Regions from separate parts of the Homo sapiens genome. Here region 2 is linked to region 1. Evidence: read pairs that join two places in POLR2A ChIA-PET (ENCODE). Cell type or tissue: GM12878. All regions are shown on one strand. Each heading gives the region's core, and the rest is flanking DNA. Links, peaks and the distances in the headings are about the cores only.

The links. ChIA-PET counts read pairs that join two places held together with the same protein. Peaks named below come from ENCODE experiments on the same cell type or tissue, not always from the same donor. Only the 100,000 strongest peaks of a DNase experiment are listed, where the experiment ranks them.
Region 2: POLR2A ChIA-PET joins it to region 1 with 6 read pairs; 3 of 35 experiments call an interaction of 5 or more read pairs at or near these places.

The regions. Positions count from the first base shown.
Region 1 is chr18:57,423,768-57,428,940 of GRCh38, reverse strand. No RefSeq gene overlaps it. Among named protein-coding and RNA genes, the nearest start is that of ONECUT2, 9.0 kb to the left of the region's middle. RefSeq lists a silencer at 2,487-2,536. In GM12878, for the core only: no CTCF peak of the experiment used is centred there; a DNase peak (open chromatin) is centred at 2,583.
Region 2 is chr18:56,643,704-56,648,876 of GRCh38, reverse strand. No RefSeq gene overlaps it. Among named protein-coding and RNA genes, the nearest start is that of WDR7, 5.1 kb to the left of the region's middle. In GM12878, for the core only: a CTCF peak has its summit at 3,261; no DNase peak of the experiment used is centred there; H3K27ac peaks cover 494 bases.

The sequences.
Region 1 (5,173 bases), core at 1,097-3,596:
GAGAGCACAAGCTCTGAGGGCGTCCCGCCGGCCCGGCTGGAAGAGGGACGCGGGCGGCGCTGCCGACTCGGAGGGCTGCGAGAAACCTGTTGGCCACGAGGAATCGGTGTTGGCGTGGCGGCTGCGGCGTCGAGGCCGCGGGCGCGGGGTGGCGGCGCAGGCCGCTCCCTTTGCCCGCTCGGCGGAGCCCGGCGTACCCTAGGTCCGCTTCTCGGGGACGGGGCGGCGCGGCCCCGCAGCTCGGCAGGCGGAGGGAGCCGGCCAGGATTGATGTCTAAATCAATGCGGTTTCTAGGCGCTTCTCCCGACTCCTCTCCATCTTCCTCAAAGGCAAAGCGCCTCCCGAGGATGGAGTTCCACGACATTCGCGAAGTCTGCGTGAGGATGGTGTCTGTGGGCCCCACGGCCGCTGCCCCACGCCGGGCACCCGGACCACGCACCGGCCAGGAGGGCCCTGCTGACGAGGGAGTCCAGCCTCGGCGGGGCCCCCGCCTGTGCCCTCCTCCTTCCTTTTGCTCCCCACACCTGGGGGCTTGCTTCCCCCTACACTCGGAATGGCGCCGGGTCCAGGCGGCTCTCGCAGCCTCGGCGCAGGGCGAGGCCTGTCCGCTCTCCGCGCTGCCCACTGGCTCCCCAATTTGACAGGATTTGAGAGGAGCGACCCCTCGTCTCCGACTCCAGGCAGGCCCGGCGGCCTCTGATTTAATTATTCGCTGATGAATTAGACAGCTGCAATTGTCGTGAAAAGTCAGCGGCCACTATTGATTCCAGGGCCGAGGGGAGGGGCGGGGAAGGGCGGGGAGGCAGCCCAGGCCCTCGGGTGTCCTTGGCCGCGCGACCTCTCCCGGCCCCGGCCGCCAAGCCCCAGGGCCTCTCTCCGTGCTAGGCCCGGCGGGCCAGATGTGGCTAGTGTTCGAGGGGCCGCAGGCCTGGCTCCCAGCTCGGGTCTGTTCTACCCACGGCGGCGGAAGCGACGGGGGAACTGAAGACGAGGCGGGGGCGGGAGCGACGCCCGCTCCGGGCTTGCGGGGAAGAAGGCGGCCCCCGGGGCACTCCCAGGGCGTCCCCAGCCCGCCCCCGGCCTGGCGCCCGCGGCCTGGAGGCGGAAGGGCGGACGGCGGGCGCTTCCGGTCCTCGCTGAACCGGCGCCCGGCCTAGAGAGGCCTAGGGAGGCCGCGGCCGGGCTCCAGGCCGGACCGGGCGAAGGTCAGCGGATGGTGGGGCCGCGCCGGTCGGAGCTCTCCGCTGCGGCACGGACGACTCGGCCCGGGGCCCGGCTCCTAGCACACGCCGCCCTACTTGTAGGCAGGATGTGCCGAGCCGGTGGATCCGCGCGAGTTCCCGCCGGAGCAACAAGTCCTGGTGCTCGGAGAACCCAGAGGGCAGTAGGGGTCCAACGCCCCTCTCCCTGCCCTAGGACCCAGTCAGGAATGTCTGTTTTGAGAAGGAGGAGAATCTGGGTGTCCTCAGAACGATTTGGCACAGTTGTGCGGAGAATACCTGCTAGAGAAGCCACTATAGTTAGAGCTTCACAGCCGACACAGAAATGAGAAAGTATTTGATGTATTCAGACAGCCTGACAAAAGCCTTTTTAAATTATTATGATCTATATCAGAAAAACACTGGAAGCCGCATCATAGTCTTTTGGTATACGCATTTTATATCCTCTTCCTGGGTGGTTTTAAAGCCAAATGACTTTTCATTACAATTTGAAATTATTTTTAATACTATAGTTTAAAGAAATGATACATTATGCAGAAAACATATAGACTGTGTTGTCCAAAAACATTAAAGATTTAAGCGCTTCATCTTCAGTGTTTCATATTTTTCTCTCTCTGAAACGACTCAAGTATTTACTATCTTTTTTTATTGGTGAAATGTGTTCTTCAGACTTTATCCTGGAAAGAGTTGAGCACTGACTCCTTGGAGATCAGATATAGAGAGTAAAAAAGGAACCTCGCCACTACATCTCCTGCTACATAGTCCATGGGGCTGAGGATAGGTCACTGCACACAAAATGGCTGTTCCTCTCTCCCTTACTGAGATGGACTAATGGATTTTGTAACTGTTTTCCAACTATCAGACTGAGGAAACCTGGTTTGGGGGCTTCGTGTTGACAGAGACCAAATAGGATGCCCTGTGTCAAATTCTTTACCTTATCAACATAATTTGATAACAAGGTAGTGGAATTATTAAGGGAATTCTGAAACATCAAGTTTTGAAATACCATTTGTAATTATAAAATTTCCCATTTAATTCTTGGAGAACGGTGTGGGTTATGGTTGACTTCAATTTCTAGTAAAGTGAGATGGGGTGGGTGAAGATATTTTTAAGAATTCACAACCCTCCCCCCCTTGGTTAGAGCCATATGATTAAAGCAAATATTCTTTGTGTTTTGAAGGGACATAGTTTTTGCCTTTGTAGATGTTGCTCCTTCAGCGTCTGAACCACTTCTACCTCCACTGTACCTGGTGAATGCCAGCTCCTATCTGAAGTTTCAGTGCTCATTTCTAGACCTCTACACTGAACCGTTTCTACCCCACTGCACCTGGTAGAGTGGTGGGTGAACTTCCTATCTGAAGTTTCAGTGCTCTTTTCTAGAGCTCTTTGATGCTATTTCATCTGGCGAATGCCAGCTCATATTTGAAGTTTCAGTTATCACTTCTACATCTCTTCTGTGCAACTATTTGCATATCAAATTTCCTTAAAAAAGTTTTTTTTTTTTTTTTTTGAGACAGTGTCTCGCTCTGTTGCCCAGACTGGAGTGCAGTGGTACAATCTGGGCTCACTGCAACCTCCACCTCCCGTTCGTTAGCCTCCTGAGTAGCTGGGATTACAGGCACGTGCCACCATGCCTGGCTAATTTTTGTATTTTTAGTAGAGATGGGGTTTCACCATGTTGGCCAGACTGGTCTCCAACTCCTGACCTCAGGTGATCCACCCACCTCAGCCTCCCAAAGTGCTGGGATTACAGGCATGAGCCACCACACCCAGCCTCCTTCAAAAAGTTTTAAACTTTATTTCATGCCCTATACTTTCCAGCTTTTACTCCCCAGTTGGTATTCTAAATTTCATTTTTTAGGGCTTCCTTTTTACTTAAATGATACCATTCATAGTGGTACCTAATACCATGAGATTGCGTAGCATACTTTGGAAAAAATCACGTCTAAGCCTGGTTTAGATTTTTAAAATTTTCTTTAACTTGACTCTTGCATCAAGAAGGATTTGCCCTTGTTAAATATTATAACTTAACTGGAAGACAAATGAGACAGTGACCAGGTGCAGTAATTAGGATACGAGAGAGTGCTTGGAAATTGTGAAGTGTTCTACAAAAATTATGATAATAATTCATTAATTTTATTTTCATTTAAGACTTATTTGAGTGCCTACTATGTGCCTATTAGAATTTTTGGTTGCAAGCAACAGAAGCTGCCTTAGACAAAAAAGTAGGAAAGAACGTCTGAGGAAGAAACCAAATAATTCAGGAAGAATAAATGAGGAAGAAGTGATAGGAAGGCAGGAGAGTGAAGCAGGAACCAATTCCTAGTTCCAAGGGAGACTAGGAATAGGAACAAAGCCAAGATCATGCCCTGCAATAGACTGGTTTAGGAAGCCTCTGCTGACCCACTTGTCTCTGCTGCTGCTGCCGCAGCCAAGAGTAACGTCCACACTGTCCTATGTTTTCGTGTCACTTCTACAAGAGCCAATTAGGGTGTGACCTCTCCTAGAGCATATACTAGAGTCCTGGCCGCCAGGGACTGAGAAAGGAGCACTGCATTTCACCTGTACTGCACACTTTAGGGAGTCACCTCAAAATAGAGTGTTTGAATAGTGGTCAGTAAAAACAAAAACAAATAAATAAAAAGCACCCAAAAATATGTCACCACATAAGTGCTCGCAAGAGAACCATGAATAAGTTAGATGTGGTCCCTGTTCTCATGGACCTTACATTTTAGTGAGGTGATGATGATAACTCCATTTTCTGTATAAAGAGAAAAAACAGTCAGATCCCATCTCAAAGTAATGGACTAAGTTTCCACCTGTTTTTTGTTTGTTTGTTTGTTTGTTTTTTCTTGTTCTCTTTTGACGTGATTGGATGTTGGTCAGAGGAAGTTATAAATGACTGGTTTAGGAGGAATTAGGTCTACTCCATCACCCTCTTAAGGTCAAGGGTGCAGTGAAAACAAGTCCTGGATCAAGAGGCAGGGCCTGCATTCTGGTCCCAATCCTATTATTGTCTAGCTGTGTGACCGACAGCCTGCATTTCCTTCTGTAGATGCTCTTCAAGGTCCCTTCCACATGTAAAGTCTGATTTGATATGGATCCCCTTTTATTAAAATGGGACCTTTATGATGATTGGGTTAATTTCCTATGGGCTCTTTAGATATTTTAATTCTTAATCCAAATAGTTTGGGAGTTATAGCCTTAAAAAGCTATTTCTGATGGAATAAAGCTATAATGATTGACTTCATATTCCAAAAATGGATTCCAAAAAAGGATTCTCTTTTTAAAAAATGAATTTTATTTCCAAATGACCTATTATACTTCAATGAATGGGTTTGTTGCTTTTAGTTTCAAATTATGTACTGAGTTTTTGGTACCTCTCTGTATTTTCAGACCAAGAAAGGCAAAAGAAACAGAACAGAGAGAGAGGAAAAAAACAGTCACAATTTGAAGTGATCACTGAGCCAGAATCGCTTCAGAGTTACGTGACTTCTTAAAATTTACTATAGATTTTTGAGTGGGTATTTCTTCTGAAGAGATTTTAAGTTATTCCCATCTAAGAACTTAGGAAAAAGTATTTTCTTCCAAGTGGAACTATAGTGAAATTTACTATGGGCTCATCATACTCATCATAGTATCTGACTGAAGGATGCCAGGACAGTTTCAAGGGTCATGTTTAACATTAGTTTTGTTACACAATATAAGCAAACAGCAGAAATCCTGGATATTTTGTATTTGTATTCCTGGTGTTTTTTAAAAAACTGGGTGTCCATCAAATGAACACATATTAAACCAGAGTCACTTGCCTTGTAACTGAGCCCTCATATGACCAATTTTAAAAGTGAGTAATACCTTGGAATACCAAACAATCACTTAAAAATATATATACTTAAAATATTGATTTCTGCATGTTGGGATGGCTTACAGTGGTGGGTAGCTGGGGTGGGGT
Region 2 (5,173 bases), core at 891-3,390, 780 kb after region 1:
AAGTCCTATCATGGTCGATGGCTTTATTTTAATACCAAATGGCAAAGAGGCTTAATAAGGGTTTTTTGCATGATTTTTGTGTAATTAAAACTGTTTTGTGCAATTAAGAGATTCCTTTTGCACTTTCTCACATGACATAAAAGTCAAGTGTTGATACTTCTCTTTTTTTCCTGTCTCATGACTTCCATGATTCAAACCATTTCTTTCCAAGTAACAAAATGTCTTTTTCTAGAAACATCTCTAGTTACTCCATACTCAGGCCTTTTAGGAAGGAGTGAAGGTGATAAGGTTTAGGGTGTTAAGCCTCCTCACAAATGAGGGTTTCACAGCCCCCCTCACCAAACCAGCAAGACTAGCAAGGGAAAATTAGAATAGATAATGAAGGAGGAGCTGATAAGTCCTAGTGGTAGCCCTGGTCACCAACTGCAGCAACAGGGCTGTAGATCGTCTACTAACCTCCCTCTTCTAGGTTTCCCATAAGGAAGAGAGGGTGACCAGAAACCTGGAGGAGTTGCTCCCCAAACCTGTGTAGAGAAGGGAACTCATTTTTGTGTAAATAGTGGACTATGGGAGACACATGAAGCACCACCCAGATTCCCCTTCAAGAAAGAACCACTTCCTAGCTGCAAGGAGAGTGGTTTGCTCACACTCTTGCTGTTAGCTTCTTCAGGGTCACCTGGGCTTTCCAGCTGAGATCACACTAATCTTGAGGCAGCCTCTGATGAATGACTGAGCAGGGTGAGGAAAGTCCAGGGCACATTCTTCTTGGGGAGGCCCCTGTTCTAGGGGGTGGTATCAAGGCATAGGAATTTCTGCTCCCATGGGGGACTCCTTTAACAGGCAATCTTTGTACTAGAGCTTCCTCTTGGGTTAGTAGAGACTTTGTCAGATCTGCTTTTTCCCTTCCTCGGCCCAATCCTGCTTCCTCCCTTTTCCTCTCACAGATGTGAGAGAAATAAACCTTTTGGACTCCTCACTCCATCTCAGCATCAGCTTCCCAGAGAACCCAGCCTGCACCATGACACCATTTTTAACAATTGACAATCAGGAGCTGTCATTGTACTTTTGCAACTTTTCCCTCAGTTTTTTTTTTTTCCGTATAAAAAGTTGGAAAAAAAGAAACAAAGATTAAACTGATTTTTACTGATTTTTAATAAAAGAGAGACATCAGACTTATCAACCCATGCAATGCATGTGTCTTATTTTGATATTGATTCAAGTAAGCTATAAAATAAATTAGGAGAAAAATGGGAAATTTTAACCGAGTGGATATTTAATGATATTAAAGAAGCCTTGTTAACATATTAGAATGTAATAATGATATTTCGGTTATGTCTTTAGAGGATTCCTCATCTTCCAGATGTGCAGGCTGAAATATTTATGGATGAAATTGTCAGATGCCTAGCATTTGCTCCATGATAATCTGAGGTAAGGAAGACAGTGGCAATAGCTACCTTAACTTTACTTCCATCTTCATGAAATAGTACATTCTTTTACTTCTAATTCTAATTCATCAAGGTGAAAAACATCACTTATTCACCATCCAGTGGTTTTAGGCACTATGCTGAGCTACACATACAGAAAATGCAGAGACTTGGTTCTTGTGGTCAAGTTACTCAGTCTGGCAGGGAGGCAGGGAGACAGGCAGACCCACTACTGTGAGGAGTGATGTACCTGGTGCTTTCCACCAGTTGCCATGGGGCTGATCCTCCTACTGACCTTGTAATACTAATGTTCTGAATTTTGATGGGAAATATTGTTTTTAACATTGTGTGAAAAGCCACTTCCTTATTGTACAGAAACCACTAACATACATTTGACTTTTATTGGATTTCTTCAGTATCTGGCCCTCAGATGTACTCAGATATTCAGATATCTGCTACTTAAGAATGGACTGAATGATGAGCGTGTGTATGTGTTACGTGTGTGTTTGCTCAAGGGCATGCCTGAGAGAGGGCTTTGAATAAAGTGAAGCTTCTGTTAAGAGTTTTATCAGCTGGACATAGTGGCTCATCTCTGTAATCCCAGCATTTTTGGAGGCCGAGGTGGGTGGATCACTTGAGGTCAGGAGTTTGAGACCAGCCTGACCAATATGGTGAAACCCCATTCCTACTAAAAATGCAAAAATTAGCCAGGTGTGGTGACATGCACCTATAATCCCAAGTACTTGAGAAGCTGAGGTAGGATTGTCGCTTGAACCCAGGAGCCAGTGGTTGTAGTGAGTCAAGATCACGCCGCTGCACTCCAGCCTGAACAACAGCATGAGCCTGTCTCAGAAAAAAAAAAAAAAAAAAAAAAAAGAATTTTATCATTTCCTTCCTTGTTTGTCTTTCCTAGCTAGACAATATCTACAATACCACAAGCAAAAAGAGCTCTTTTATAGCTAGTGATTAAATGAAAACACAGATTGTAAGTTTTGTGTAGTTTCTCAGTTCCAAAGAGTTAACTCTAATAATGCTAGAGACTAAATGTTCATTTCCCCAATATTCATATATTGAAACCCCAGTGTGATGGATTTGGAGATGGGGACCTTTGGGAGGTAACTAGGTCATGAGAGTAGAGCCCTTATGAAAGAAGAGACAAGACAGAATACTTGTTCTCCTGCCTGCCCTTTTCCTCTCCTCTCTTTCTCTCTCTCACCCACTTCTTCCCCACTGTATGAGGATACATCAAAAAGACAGCCCTTTTAAACTGGCAAGAGAACCCTCATTAGACACTGGATTTGGGCCAGCACCTTGATCTTGGATTTCTCAGCCCCCAGAACTGTGAGAAATAAATGTTTGTTTAAGCCACCAACTCCATGGTACTCTGTTAGAGTAGCCTGAACCAAGACAAAACCCTTAACATACTCCTTTAAAAAATTAAAATAAAATTTAAAATGCAGTTTTTATTACAGAGGCTGAGGTGTTAGAAATATTTTTCTAAATATCTGGGCTTCTTAATAGAAACTCTAAGCAGTTTAATGACATCAGATATAAATTTAAGAATAAAAAACTATTTTACATATTTGGCAAACACCCGAACTGACTCTGAGAATTGCCAGTGAGTTTCTTTAGTATGCTGCAGGAGATTGCAGCATGTATGTGACAGTGTGGAACACTCTACAGCTTCCAAGGAAACCCTCTCCTCCAAGGCATAGCCTAGTGTCCAAAACTAAAGAATATAATATTAGCGCGATAAATGGTACATCTGGAGACTTGATGGCATCTAAAGAGACACTTGCTATCAAAGGGGAAATGAGATCCTTTTGACTAAAAATATATTGCGCCACCTAGGGACACCTGGGAAAATAATGTATTCAATTTTCAAATTCAAAGCATACAACTAGAAAGTGTTTGGAAATTATGAAGCAGGATTTCCTTTTTATTTAATATTTATATTACATAAATATCGCACAAATTACACCAGGCTGGAGTGCAGTGGCTCAGTCCTAGCTCACTGCAGCCTTAAACTCCTGGGCTCAAGTGATCCTCCCACTTTAGCCACCCCAAGTATCTGGAACTACAGGTGTATAACATCATGCCTAGCTTGAATTCTTAGATATGACAGCAAAAGCACAGATAACAAAAGGAAAAAATAGGTAAATTGAATTTCATTGAAATTTAAAACACTTGTGCATCAAATGACACCATAAAGAAAGTGAAAAGACAACCCGTAGAATAGAATATCTGAAAGTAATTTACTCTATAAGGGATTGATACCCAGAATATATAAAGAACTCCTACAACCCAACAGCAAAAACAAACAACCTGATTCAAAAATGGGCAAAAGACTTCAACAGACACTTCTCCAAAGAAAATAAAGAAATAAGCATTATGCACATGAAAAGATGTTTAACATCTTAAGTCATTAGGGAAATGTGAGATATCACCTCACCCACAAAGATGACTATTATTAAAAAAATTAAAATTAGCAATTGTTGCTAGGACGTGGAGAAACTGGAACCCTCATACATTCCTAGTAAGAATGCAGAATGGTGCAGGCACTGTGGAAGACAGTTTGGCCGTTTCTCAAATGGTTAAACAGAATCACCATATGATCCAGCAATTCCACTCCTAGGTATATACCAAAAAGAACTGAAAAGCAGGGACTTGAAGAGATCCTTGTACACCAATGTTCACAGCAGCATTGTTAACAACAGCTAAAAGGTGGCAACAGTCTCAGTGTCCATCAACAAATGAATAAGTAAATAAAATGTGATATGCCCATATAATGGAATATTATTGAGCCTTAAAAAGGAATGAAATAAATTTTGATATATGCTATAATACAGAAGAAATTTGAAAACATAGCGCTAAGTTAAATAAGCCAGGCCAGATGCGGTGGCCCACACCTGTAATCCCAGCACTTTGGGAGTCTGAGGCAGGCAGATCACTTGAGGTCAGGAGTTTGAGACCAGCCTGGTCAACATGGTGAAACTCTGCCTCTACTAAAAATACAAAAATTAGCCGGGCATGGTGGCGCATGCCTGTAATCCCTTCATGAGAAGGTTCTGGAAATGGATAGCAGTGAGTGCACTTAATGCTACTGACTTGTGCACTTTAAAACTGGTTAAAATGGGCCAGGTGTGGTGACTCACATCTGTAATCCCAGCACTTTGCAGGGCTGAGGCAGGAGAATTATTTGAGCTCGAGGAGCTCAAGACCAGCAACAAAGTGAGATCTCGTCTCCACAAAAAAATAAAAAATTTGCTCAGCATGGTGGGATGCAACTGTCAGCCCAACTACATGAGAGGCTGAGGCAAGTGGACCAGTTGAGCTCAGGAGGTCGAAGCTGCAGTGAGCCATGATCATGCCACTGCACTCCAGCCTGGGTGATAAAGTGAAGCCCTGTCTCAAAAAACAAAAAGTTAAAATGCTAAATTTTATGTAAGTATATTTACTCAATATATATGTATATACATATATATGAGGAAATCCTGCTTCATAATTTCCAAACTCTGTCTAGTTGTATGCTTTGAATTTGAAAATTGAACACATCATTCAATCATATATACACATAGTGAGTATATATACACACATATATATACACACATACATACATATATACACACATATATACATATATACATACACATATATACATATATATATACACACACACATATATATATATATATGAAACAACTATGGGTTGATCACATGTCTGTGCCTTCCATTTTAGCCCGTACCCC